Linked DNA regions of Homo sapiens: region 2 is linked to region 1. A link is an interaction called in ENCODE POLR2A ChIA-PET data of the cell type or tissue named here. Cell type or tissue: MCF 10A. All regions are shown on one strand. Each heading gives the region's core, and the rest is flanking DNA. Links, peaks and the distances in the headings are about the cores only.

The links. Peaks named below come from ENCODE experiments on the same cell type or tissue, not always from the same donor. Only the 100,000 strongest peaks of a DNase experiment are listed, where the experiment ranks them.
Region 2: POLR2A ChIA-PET joins it to region 1 with 5 read pairs; 2 of 35 experiments call an interaction of 5 or more read pairs at or near these places.

What each region holds. Positions count from the first base shown.
Region 1 is chr5:36,456,330-36,462,532 of GRCh38, forward strand. No RefSeq gene overlaps it. Among named protein-coding and RNA genes, the nearest start is that of SLC1A3, 150 kb to the right of the region's middle. In MCF 10A, for the core only: a CTCF peak has its summit at 3,465; no DNase peak of the experiment used is centred there.
Region 2 is chr5:36,655,859-36,660,858 of GRCh38, forward strand. All of the region lies in intron 3 of SLC1A3 (solute carrier family 1 member 3), which reads left to right. Among named protein-coding and RNA genes, the nearest start is that of SLC1A3, 52 kb to the left of the region's middle. In MCF 10A, for the core only: no CTCF peak of the experiment used is centred there; a DNase peak (open chromatin) is centred at 1,883.

The DNA of each region.
Region 1 (6,203 bases), core at 613-5,612:
TTCATGCAGAGGGGATAAGGAAATGATGTGGTAAAGGAAAACAAGTAGATGTAAATAAAACAAATAATATAAGAAATGGTGGTCAAATATTGGGATTCTTGAAGTTGAGATTCTGGAGTGGGTAAGATTACTGATAAAAACAGGGCCCAGGAGGCATGAACATAGGAGTGAGTGACTGAGGTAGAATGGAGGATGAGATGTTGGAGGAGGGGAGGCTGAGAAACTGAAAGCTCAGTGTATGGGAAGACTTATTTGTGTGGATATTGAAATCACCAAAAATACAATGGGTGTAGTGATAGAAAAATGACGGTGATCCAGGAGGGAAGGGAAGTGATGTTAGAGCCAGCAGATGGTTGCCAAAAGGAAGGAAGGTGGCAGACAACATAGTCCCATGTTGAAACTGGGTGTTTTTATGGAGGATATGGGACAATGGCTTGGGAGCAGCACTGAGATGCAAGGAAGACACTCATCCTATTCCAGGCCCTGTGGCGCCAGGCACGTGGCTGAAAAACCAGTGACCTGTATAGAGGGCTGCAGGGGAGCAGTGTCTTGAGGGAGGAGCCAGTTAGAACAAGGACATGAAATAGGTATTTTAGAAATGAGAGGCCGGTCATGGTGGCTCATGCCTGTAATCCCAACACTTTGGGAGGCCGAGGCAGGCAGATCACCTGAGGTCAGGAGTTCAAGACCAGCCTGGCCAACATGGTGAAACCCCATCTCTACAAAAATACAAAAATTAGCTGGGCATGATGGCGGGTGCCTGTAGTCCCGGCTACTCAGGAGGCTGAGGCAGGAGAATCGCTTGAACCCGGGAGGCAGGCAGAGGTTGCAGTGAGCCTAGATTGTGCCACTGCACCCCAGCCTAGGAGACAGAGGAGACTCCATCTCCAAAAAAAAAAAAGAAAGAAAAAAAGAATGGAGATGGTTTCATGTCTATACATTGAATTCCAGAGGTACAAGGGAAGAGTTTTGAAGGCTGCAGAGGGATGAGATATGGCGTCAATAAAGCAGATATACATATCTATTAGAAAGGAGCATCTCGGGGGTGAGGAATGACCAGGGAGTCCAGGGCTTCAAGTGGTAATTGGCTTACACAGAGCTGAAGGCTGTAATGAGATTAGTCCAGAGGATCTCAAGGAAAATAATGCCATGGAGACTGTGGGCATTAATGGATAGGGATGAGCAGCGGTCCTGCAAGAAAGAAGCAAGAAAGTCTGGGAGTTTCTTCAGCATTGCAATGGAGGCAGGAAGACTGGGGGAGGGGCACTCAATTGGTCCCTGTGCTATCCTACTCTAACCTCCTACTGAAAGACTGACATCCAAAGGAATGTAAAATGGCTTCGTTCCAATTTCATTCCTGTATATTGACCACTTCCCTCCTGCATTCTTTTCCAGAACCTTGGCCAAAACCATTCAGAGCCAGCCAGCTGTTACATAATATTCACCATTTGTTTTATTTGTCATTACCCATCAGAACCATTGGAATGATACCCACTGGCCAAAGACCCTTGGGCCCATATTCAAAACCAAAAAACTCAAGAATGAAATAACTGGAAGACCACTGATCTGGGAGCTATTCCTTAGGGTAGGGAGTGCATCCTGTGGAACAAGGAAAGCAGCTGGGAAAAGGAATTACTCTACTCAGGCATGGATTCAGGCTGAGGCTCCAGGGTTAAGGAGCCACTACAGAGTCAGTCAAATCCCTTTGGCTGTTTCCAACATTTCTCATGAGGCGTTTTGCACAAAGACTGTGGTCTTGGCAGGCCACTCACCCCTGAAGGGCTCAGAGTAATAGGATAATTCAGTAGTATGTGGTTACAAGGTGCCACAACCCTCCTGGATAGCTGACATTTTCAAGAGCAATAAAAATACCTGGACAAAGGTTAGAAAGTTCAACAACATAACTCTAGAAAGTTCAACAACATAACTCTAATCACTATCATCAAAAATAACCACTATTAATCATACGTGTGACTTCTTCTGGAAAGAGTAAAATTTTTGGCTATACAGTGATGTAAACTTAAAATCTGACCATCACCCCTATTTTAATTCAACTCAACAAATGCAAACAAATATTTCTTTAGTGCTTATTATATACAAGGGCCTGTACTACGTATTGTGTGAGACAGGAAAAAATGGCAATGCTTTTTTTTTCCATCAAGAATCTTACAAGAGAGATGAATGAGTAGTGAGTTATCTATATTACAAGGAAAAGGCTGGGTGCAGTGGCTCATGCCTGTAATCCCAGCACTTTGGGAGGCTGAGGTGGGCGGATCGCTTGAGGTCAGGAGTTCGAGACTAGCCTGGCCAACATGGTCAAACCCTGTGTCTACTAAAAGTGCAAAAATTAGCCAGGCATGGCAGTGTGCACTTGTAGTCCCAGCTACTCAGGAGGCTGAGGCAGGAGAATCACGTGAACCCAGGAGGTGGAGGTTGCAGTGAGCCGAGATAATGCCACTGCACTCCAACCTGGGTGAAACAGACAGACTCCGTTTCAAAAAAAAAAAAAAAAAAAAGAAAGAGAGAGAGGAAGAGAGTTGTCTACTCAGGATTCAGCCAGATGCTGACTCTGGAACAAAAGTTCAAGTGCAAGTAGTTGGGACAGGAAGGAGACATTGACAGAGGACTGAGACAGGAAGGGAAGAGAGCCAATAAAGGAGTTATCAAGCCAGTTGCCAGTGTAGGTGTCTGAGCTTATTCCCACTAGGGAAATGCTGGGGGGTATTACTGAACACATGCTTCAGGGCTATCCCACCCTAGTGCAACGTAGCTGAGGTATTTATCCAGCATCTCCTAGTCATTGGTTGAGGGCAGCTCCTGGCTTGTGTCAATTCCCCCATACTTTCAGCCTACAGCACTGGCAAATGTAATGAAGCTAAATGGCCAGAAAAAGCCCTCAGGCAAGAAAAAAAAGTACTGCCATGGCAGTTGGAAATCATGAACTGAAATAAGGATGAGGAGATATGGGAGAGGTATGAATCACATCTGTTACAATTGTAACTCGGCAGAAAGGTGAATACCTGAGGGACAACACAAAGAGCTCTTAAGTCTTGCTGTTATAGAGACTTTACAATTCAGGAAATTTTTTTGACTCGACCCCAGTGTAATGAACATTTATCATTCTTACCTGGCATCTCTGCTATTTGAATGCCTTTCCTGTTTAGAGGGACTTTCCCACTTTAGAGTTATGTGTCTCCTTAAGACAGAAACAAAAACCTCTTTTCCCAGCTTCCCTTGTAGCTGCAGAGTAGGCATGTGACCTAGGCTCTGCCAGTCAGATGTACCCATGCAAGACTTCCCTCAGAGGCTCATAATGTAGATGAAGCACCGATCTGGTTAGTCCTGATGAGGGTGGTAGCAGAGATACCAAGCTTCCAATACAGCAGCTGGAAATGGTCTAGCACCTCCTAGTGTCAGAGGTGAAAACTGTGTTATTTGCGTCCAGGCACCAGGAGTGCTATCTACACTGGACCAGTCCTGCAAAGTAGCCTTTAAGTTAAAAAAAAAAAAAGTTTCTGTGAAATACCTAATATCCTTTATAAATTACTTATCTAATGAAACAGACTAGCATGTGGTGTTTGCAGCAAGGAAGCTTGATGATATTTAAAAAGGAAAAAAAAGATTTGTATAAGCAGAGAATTTGGGGAAAGGAATTGCAAGGTCAGGAAACAGCACGAGGACAGGTATGAATGTGTGAAGATCCAGAGTGTGTAGAGATATTTGCTGATTGGTGTGGCTGAGGAAGAAAGGAACTCAGAACTAAGTGTTAGATGGTTGTATGGTTCATTAGGGATCCTGGCAGAGAGCAGCATTGTGAAACTGAAACCATACTTTGAGAAACAGAGGCTTATATCCAAACTGGACACTAACTGTGATGAGAAAGAGCAAAGTGGTTGGAGTGGATTTTGTGGCTTCACAGCAAGTGTGGTTGTTAAACAAAGGTAATGCAATAATCAGCTAGACAAGGCAAAAGGGGGAAGGTCAGAGTGGCGCTGTGGAAAAGGATTGGGCTTCATTATGCTTCAGATCTCGGTTTGAATTCTGTGGCCACGTATTACCATAACATCTTGAATACTTCATTTAATCTTCTTGATCCTCAGTTTTCTTATCTTTAAAAACATAACTAACAAAACCTAATGTCCTACCATAATTAGCTTAAGACATGTAATCCAACAGAGCAGATTCATCGATCTTTGCAAAGACCACACAGCAGAAAGACGTCTCATCAAATGAGAAAAAAAGATAGATTTTTAAACAGGGTTTTGGGGAAGGGTAGAGTTAAGTAAAATTTATCTGAGTAATATTTTGATAAACTCAAAGAAGTCAACATCAAGTCTGGACTGCAAAGAAAACCAAGGGTTCTGTTTGCTAAGAAACTACAAAGTTAAGATGAATGTGAAATGCTGCATTCAAACATTTTATCTGCCAAACATCTGAGTAGACAATAAAGGCCACTGCCCTGTGCCAAAGTGACTTGAATCCTCCAAGCAAGAGTGAGATATTTTATTCCTACTACCAAAAAAAAAAAAAAAAAAAAAAAAGCCGGGCACGGTGGCTCAGGCCTTATATCCCAGCACTTTGGGAGGCCAAGGCGGGTGGATCACCTGAGATGAGGAGTTTGAGACCAGCCTGGCCAACATGGTGAAGACCCATCTCTACTAAAAATACAAAATTAGCTGGGCATGGTGGTGCGTGCCTATAATCCCAGCTACTTGGGAGGCTGAGATAGGAGAATCACTTGAACGGGGGAGGCAGAGATTGCCTTGAGCTGAGATTGTGCCATTGCACTCCAGCCTAGGCACCAAAAGTGAAACTCCATCTCAAAAAAAAAAAAAAAAAAAAAAAACTTTAAGCCAATTAAATTTAACAGTTTAATTGAGCAAACAACAATCTGTTAATCGGGCAGAACCAGAATATGTTCTGAACTACTTTGGGGCTGCCACATGATTCAATAATTTACAGACATTTGATATGATAATGGCTTTGTAGTAGCATTTAAGACTTTGTAGATCATATATTTGAACAGTGGAACACACAAATAAGAAAAGAAATATTTGGTCAGAGTTTGTAGTATACTTAATCAAGAGACCAAGATTAACATCATAACATATGATGTTATGTTAACATCATATAGAATCAATGTAACAATGTGTGTCATACAAAGTTTGTCATGAGGATTTTTGGCATTATGTGAATATTTACTTTCAAATATAATTAAGTATTCTAGCTGTAACTGAGTAAAACACTCCTTGTGTGCTTTACATATTGAAATTCTACCAGCCAGTTAGGGTTTTAATGTACATGTATTTTTCTGACACTAAAATGTAACAATAATTAATGTGATTACATGAATGCATAAAACAATTCACCAAGCTATACACTGATGATTAATATACTTTATACTTGCTGAACCTCAATTTAAAAGTTTTTTTAAAGAAAAAAAGAAAACATCCCTGAAGATAAATTTCTTGCCCAAGATTATACAGCATTTTATTGCAAGAAAATGCAACAAAAATTACTGTTTGACTAATTATTAAAATGTACTTACTTTTTAAAGTACTTATCTTTTTAACTATTTGTGTACATGAAAGTAATAACATCAACAGTCAAGAAATTTCCAAAATAAATAAATAAGGAAATTTGTAGGACATTCACATTTTAAGAGACAGTATGATAGGACAACCTGGGTTCAAAGACAGCATGATAGCCTAAGTCTTTGAACCCAGGTTGTCCAACTCCACCTCCTGCATGATCAATCCCTAAGGTATATTACATGAATACAAAATATATAGTTGCCTGTGAATATTTTACATATAGTCAGCCTTCTGGAAAAGTTGACTTCCCAGTCTAATGGATATAAGATGATAGCCCAAATTCATTAGAAGGGCTAAAAAACCAAAATGAGATATTGCATTAAATGAAGAAAATCTGAAAAAGAAGCTTGACATTTCTCAAGGTTTTTATGATCCTCGAAAGAAGAGATAACTGAGAGGAAAGATGAGTGCCCTTAAATATTTGAAGGTTCTCCAAATGTCAGATCAGAAAATATTACACCCCAGCCTGCAGCTGGTAGATCACAAAACACCACAGCTCCTGTGAGGACACATTCTTGTGGTCAGGAACAGGCAGTATCTTGATCTACTGAATGCCGTTTTTGCTGAATCTGAAGTTGAGGAAATACACTTTCCCCTAGAGGTATTCTT
Region 2 (5,000 bases), core at 1-5,000, 200 kb after region 1:
GAATTATGTTCACTACAATCAAGTTTCCATTGCATTAAGATGAGTGCAAGTTAGAGGAAACACATCACAGGGTTTACTTAGCCTGGAACAGAGCTGGACGCATGATTGCTCCTCAGTAATCAGATAAATAAGATGTGATTTACATCAGAAGCTGTAAATGACTGAGAACATTGGTGTTGCAGTAAAGATTATACTTATTCTACCTTAAAGTACTAAAATCCTAATCTTGATTAAAGGTTAATTCTATAATTGGTCAGTGACTTTTTAATTTTACCTGCCATAATAATTGCTAGCAACTACTGGGTAAAAAAAATATGCTGGTTATTAAACATATGTACTTGTTATTCCTTCTGAAAGGTCATTGTTATTATTCCCATTTTATAGATCAAGAAACTAGGTCTCAGAGAGGTTGCATAATGTCTCAGGGTCTCCCTGCTAGCAAGGGGCTGAGCTTGAATTCAAACTCAAATCTACGTGTCACTAAAGCCCCCTCTCTCTAGAGCCATGTAACCCCTGATGTGGTATGTGGCCTCTAGATTAGTACTGGATCAGTTTATAATTTTAAAGTGCATTTGTTCCCTTAAGTCTTTTCTCCACATGAGCTAAATATTTTTCATAATTTTTCTGTACTCGTGTACTTAGCCCTTTACATCATGTGTGGTTGAACATTCTATTATTTGGTGAGACTATGACTGTCTAATTGGTCAGTGAGAATCTGACTTGTCTAGCAACAAAAGAACTCCTTGAGAAGAGGAGCTACTATTTGTACATTTGCATTGCAGCCCTGGTTGCAGTGATGAACTCTTGCTATAGTATGTTACAAAATTATGTCATTGATTTGTAGATTGAGTATAGTTGCTTAATTATTCTCACCTGCTGAATTTGCAGAATTTGTCATTCATCATTCATTCAACAAAGCTATACTGAGTTCCTGCAGTGTTAGTCACTGGGCATATAGTAATCAATGTAAACCATCGTGTATTACTATACTTCAAGGGCTGTGACCTGGAAAATCACTGATATGTTATTCCAGAATGAATAAAAGTGAAGTTGAACTTAAGGCATATACTTTAAAAGAATGGACTTTTTAATAATCATTGTAGCACAACCAGAAATTTTTGCTAATGAATTATCCAATTAACTTTTCTGAAGCCTAAAATAATTATGCTGTTATTTCTTTTGCATATGAATAACTTCTGTTTGTATTGATCCTTGATGCATTTACATCTCTGCCCAAATGATATGACATTCCTATCTAGAGGGGAAGGATATTTATTAGCTTATACTTCTCTAGATTGATACTACTGATTCTTTTAGGAAAACAGTAATTCCTGAAGTTACAAAGTCAGGCTAACAGTATTCCCACAAAACATCTTGTAATAGCTTCATGTGCTATAGGGAATTTTTTTGTTTAAAAAGTGCTCCCTTTCTATAATCACTTTTTGGTTGTGGAATTCCTGAAACAATTTGTTTTGGTTATTCTGAAAAATTCTGAATCTTCCCTAATACCTTTAGTAATAAAATAGGACCTGATAAAAATCACGAAGTGTCTTTGAATCTGGCTGAATATCTAGACTTAATGAGTGTTTAAGGCTCCATGTCAACCTGCAAAGATACCTGGTGAAGCACCCTTATGTACTTTTCTAAAAAAACCCTGCCCTGTTCCATACTTTAATCAACGACTCAACAACATAGAAGTCATCTACATAGTGTTTTCATACGACATAAGCCCAAAAAGGATGGCTTCCACTGCATATGCCTGTGATCATGATTCATAATGATTTCAATAGGCTGCAATGCTGGATGGAAACCAACATGATGAAGTTGAGCAAGGAATAAGTGTACATTTCTGCTTTTAGATTCAAAAGGCAATTGCGCAATTACAGGATGGGGAACAACTGAGCTTGGCAGCAGTTCATGTGACTAAAGGCTTAATGTGAACCAACAGTAGGAAGTGGTGGCTAAAAAAGAATGAATGTAGCCGTGTGCTTCCTCAGTAGAAATATTAATAGTCACTGTACTCTGCGCTGACCGCACTGCATTGGGAATAATTTGTTTGGTTCTGAGCACATTCAGGAGAGGCTTTGACAAAGCAGAGTAGCTACTAAGAGGGTGTTGAATCCAATCCAAGACACATTTATTAGACTCCTGTTTTGGGCAGGCAATGTGCTAACCAGGGCAGGCAATAAAGACACAAAGAGACTTTGCCAGTCTCTAGGCTCAAGGAGTTGAAAATTTAAATAGAGAGTCAGACAGGTACACGCATGACTATAAAACAAAGCGCCCCACGAAACCAAGAAGCACAAAGAAAGGGTTGTGGGAATTCAGGGGCTGGGCTAGTGGTCAGATTTCCACAGGAAATGAGGACGAGAGCAGAAGAAGCCTTAAGAGCAAAGAGACAGAGACAGGAAAACCCAAGGCATGTCTAGGGAATGCTGAGAAGTCTGGGTTGCCTGGCAGAATAGGGTAGGCCTGCGTAGGAAATGAAGCTGAAAAAAGAAGGTTTGGGCCAGAGCGTGAGGACATTGACTGGTAGGCAGTGGGAGGCATTACAGGTTGGTGAGCATCTGAAAAAAAATAATGATATATGAGGATCTGTTGGAGAAATGATGCATATTGAGTCTATAGAAAAGAAGACCGAAGTCCCCTGGTAAACGTATCTCAGACTTGCTTTGGGTTCCTCCAGAAGCAAAAATTTATCTCAAAGGGAAAGGGTTAAAAGGAATGAGATTTTAGATTTCTAAGCAGTTTTTTTTGTTTGTTTGTTTAATCAAAGCTGCCCATGGTGAAGACTTACCTTAGAAGATTGTGAGCACCATTGTGGTGGGACTCAGAGAAAGTTTGGTAACTGACACTCTAAACAGAGTTGGGGGAGAAATGCTGCAGCTTCACCAACTGGCCTGGGCATTCTAGGGATTACCCATGGCCTTTGCAATGTGTAATTATCCATGGTTGAGGTTTTTTTCTTTCTTCTTTGACTTAAGACATCCATTAGTATGTCATTTTCTGAATAAAGCCACTATGTTATGACTCTCCAGTTCAATGAGAGATGTCAAACTAACTCCAGTGCAGGTCCCAGGGCTGTGACAGTAGCCACTCACCATGACTGTGGCACTTTACAACCTACCCATTTTTTTTTTTACTGTGATATATGGCTTCCTTTCAAACATGACTTTAAGCAGATTACTATCACAATTCCACATTGGATAGATCAAATGCACATCAATGATTGATACCAGTCTAGTGTGAAGAAGAATTTATTTTACAGAAAATCTCCAAGACAGTAGGCATAATGATCAAACAGTGGGCACTGGAGTTGGAGAGACTTCAGATGCCAGCAATGCCACTTATTAGCTGTGTGATCCTGAGTGAGGGACTTAACCTCCCTGTTTCCTAATCCATAAATGCAGAGTGACCATTGTTAGCCTCCACCTTGAAGGGTTGTTAGGAGGATAAAGGAGGTGAAGCACTCAGCACAGTGCCTGGCAGTAGGCTCTAATTTGACTGAGTTCTTATGGTTTACAATGGTGTTCCAAGGAGCCCTTCAGAGCTAAAAATCCTTTTTTAAAAGCAAAAATAAAAACATCACTGTCATCATGCCACATATTATTAAGGCATCACGTATGTTAATTTATTGAATTCTCAAAAACATCCATTTGCCAAGAGAGTGAGGGATTACATACCTTGACCAGTCACAAGCTGATAAGTGGGGGGAGCCAGGATTCAAGCCAAGCAGCCCTGGAGTTCATGTTGATGACAACCATTTCCTTCCAGTTCGTACCAACACGTTTCTGTTTTCCTCCAATTCCATTCCAAATCACCCCGCTAGATAATTTGATGTGTTTTATTTGTTTAGGCCAGTTTCACAATATTTTTTTAAGTCCTGTTGACTGTAATAAATACATCAAAGGCTTAATGTTTATGTCCTTTGCCAGAGTATCAAGAAGGTCCTTAATAAATGTTGAAAGAGTGCACGAATAAGTGAAAAATTTTAATTGTAGGAGTAATTTATAGTCACTTTTAGAAGAAGCATGTTATCCTGAATGTAACTTCACTACCTTACCAATTCATTCCATTATTTGTGATGAGCCATAGTCCTTTGAATCCTTCATTTAAAAATCATTGTTTTGTACCTGGCTTCTCTTTACCTTATGTATAGTTCTTCTATTCCATACTTCTCTTTAACAACAATGTCCCCAGTTCTATCACTCGCTGTCTTTTTAAATCATTTAGTGTGACTATATTTTACTCAAATATATCCATCTACCAATTGTGTTTGTTCCAAACCCTGGTGACTGTATCTTCATCACTCACTCTATTCCTAAATTCCAGATTAAAGAATTATTTTACCAACCCGTCTCATGCAACTCAAGTCAACCAAATGTTACTTCCACATCCTTTCTCTATACGCCTTCCTAGACCCCTGAAATCTATTCAGGATAAGTGAAGTTTGCTATAAGGGACTGTCCACAATTTTCTTGTATAATTTTTGGGATTCCTAAATACTCCTTGAAAAAAAACATTGGAATATGAAGCTGAGAAGAAACTATGCACGTAAGTATTACAAAACTAAAGTAGAATGTGCAGAAACAACTCCCTCCTAGAGAAGGAAGAAAGCTACAAAAGTGTTATGCCACTACTTGTGGAATATATCAGCAATTATTCAATTCCATTGCTGCCCTTGGACCTGGGGGCAAAAATGTAGCTTTTCCTGTTCCAAGGGAAGAATGTTCTGTTACAATGGTAACCAGAAACAGGGAAGCCGACCAATTCTAGAGTTTACTCCGACAGTGTTTTCACTCTATGCAGTAACACTGCTTTATTGTTTGGCTCTGGTAGCTGAGAGAACAATCTCCCACTCCCTAGGTGAGACTATTCTTTTATAGGAACTATTCTTTTAGATAAAACAACCAATGAGCTTTTAAATGCTGAGAAAACTAATCAGAACTGAAAGGGGGTGCCGTTGGCCACAGCTCAAGAAATATGCTGACTAAGATAAA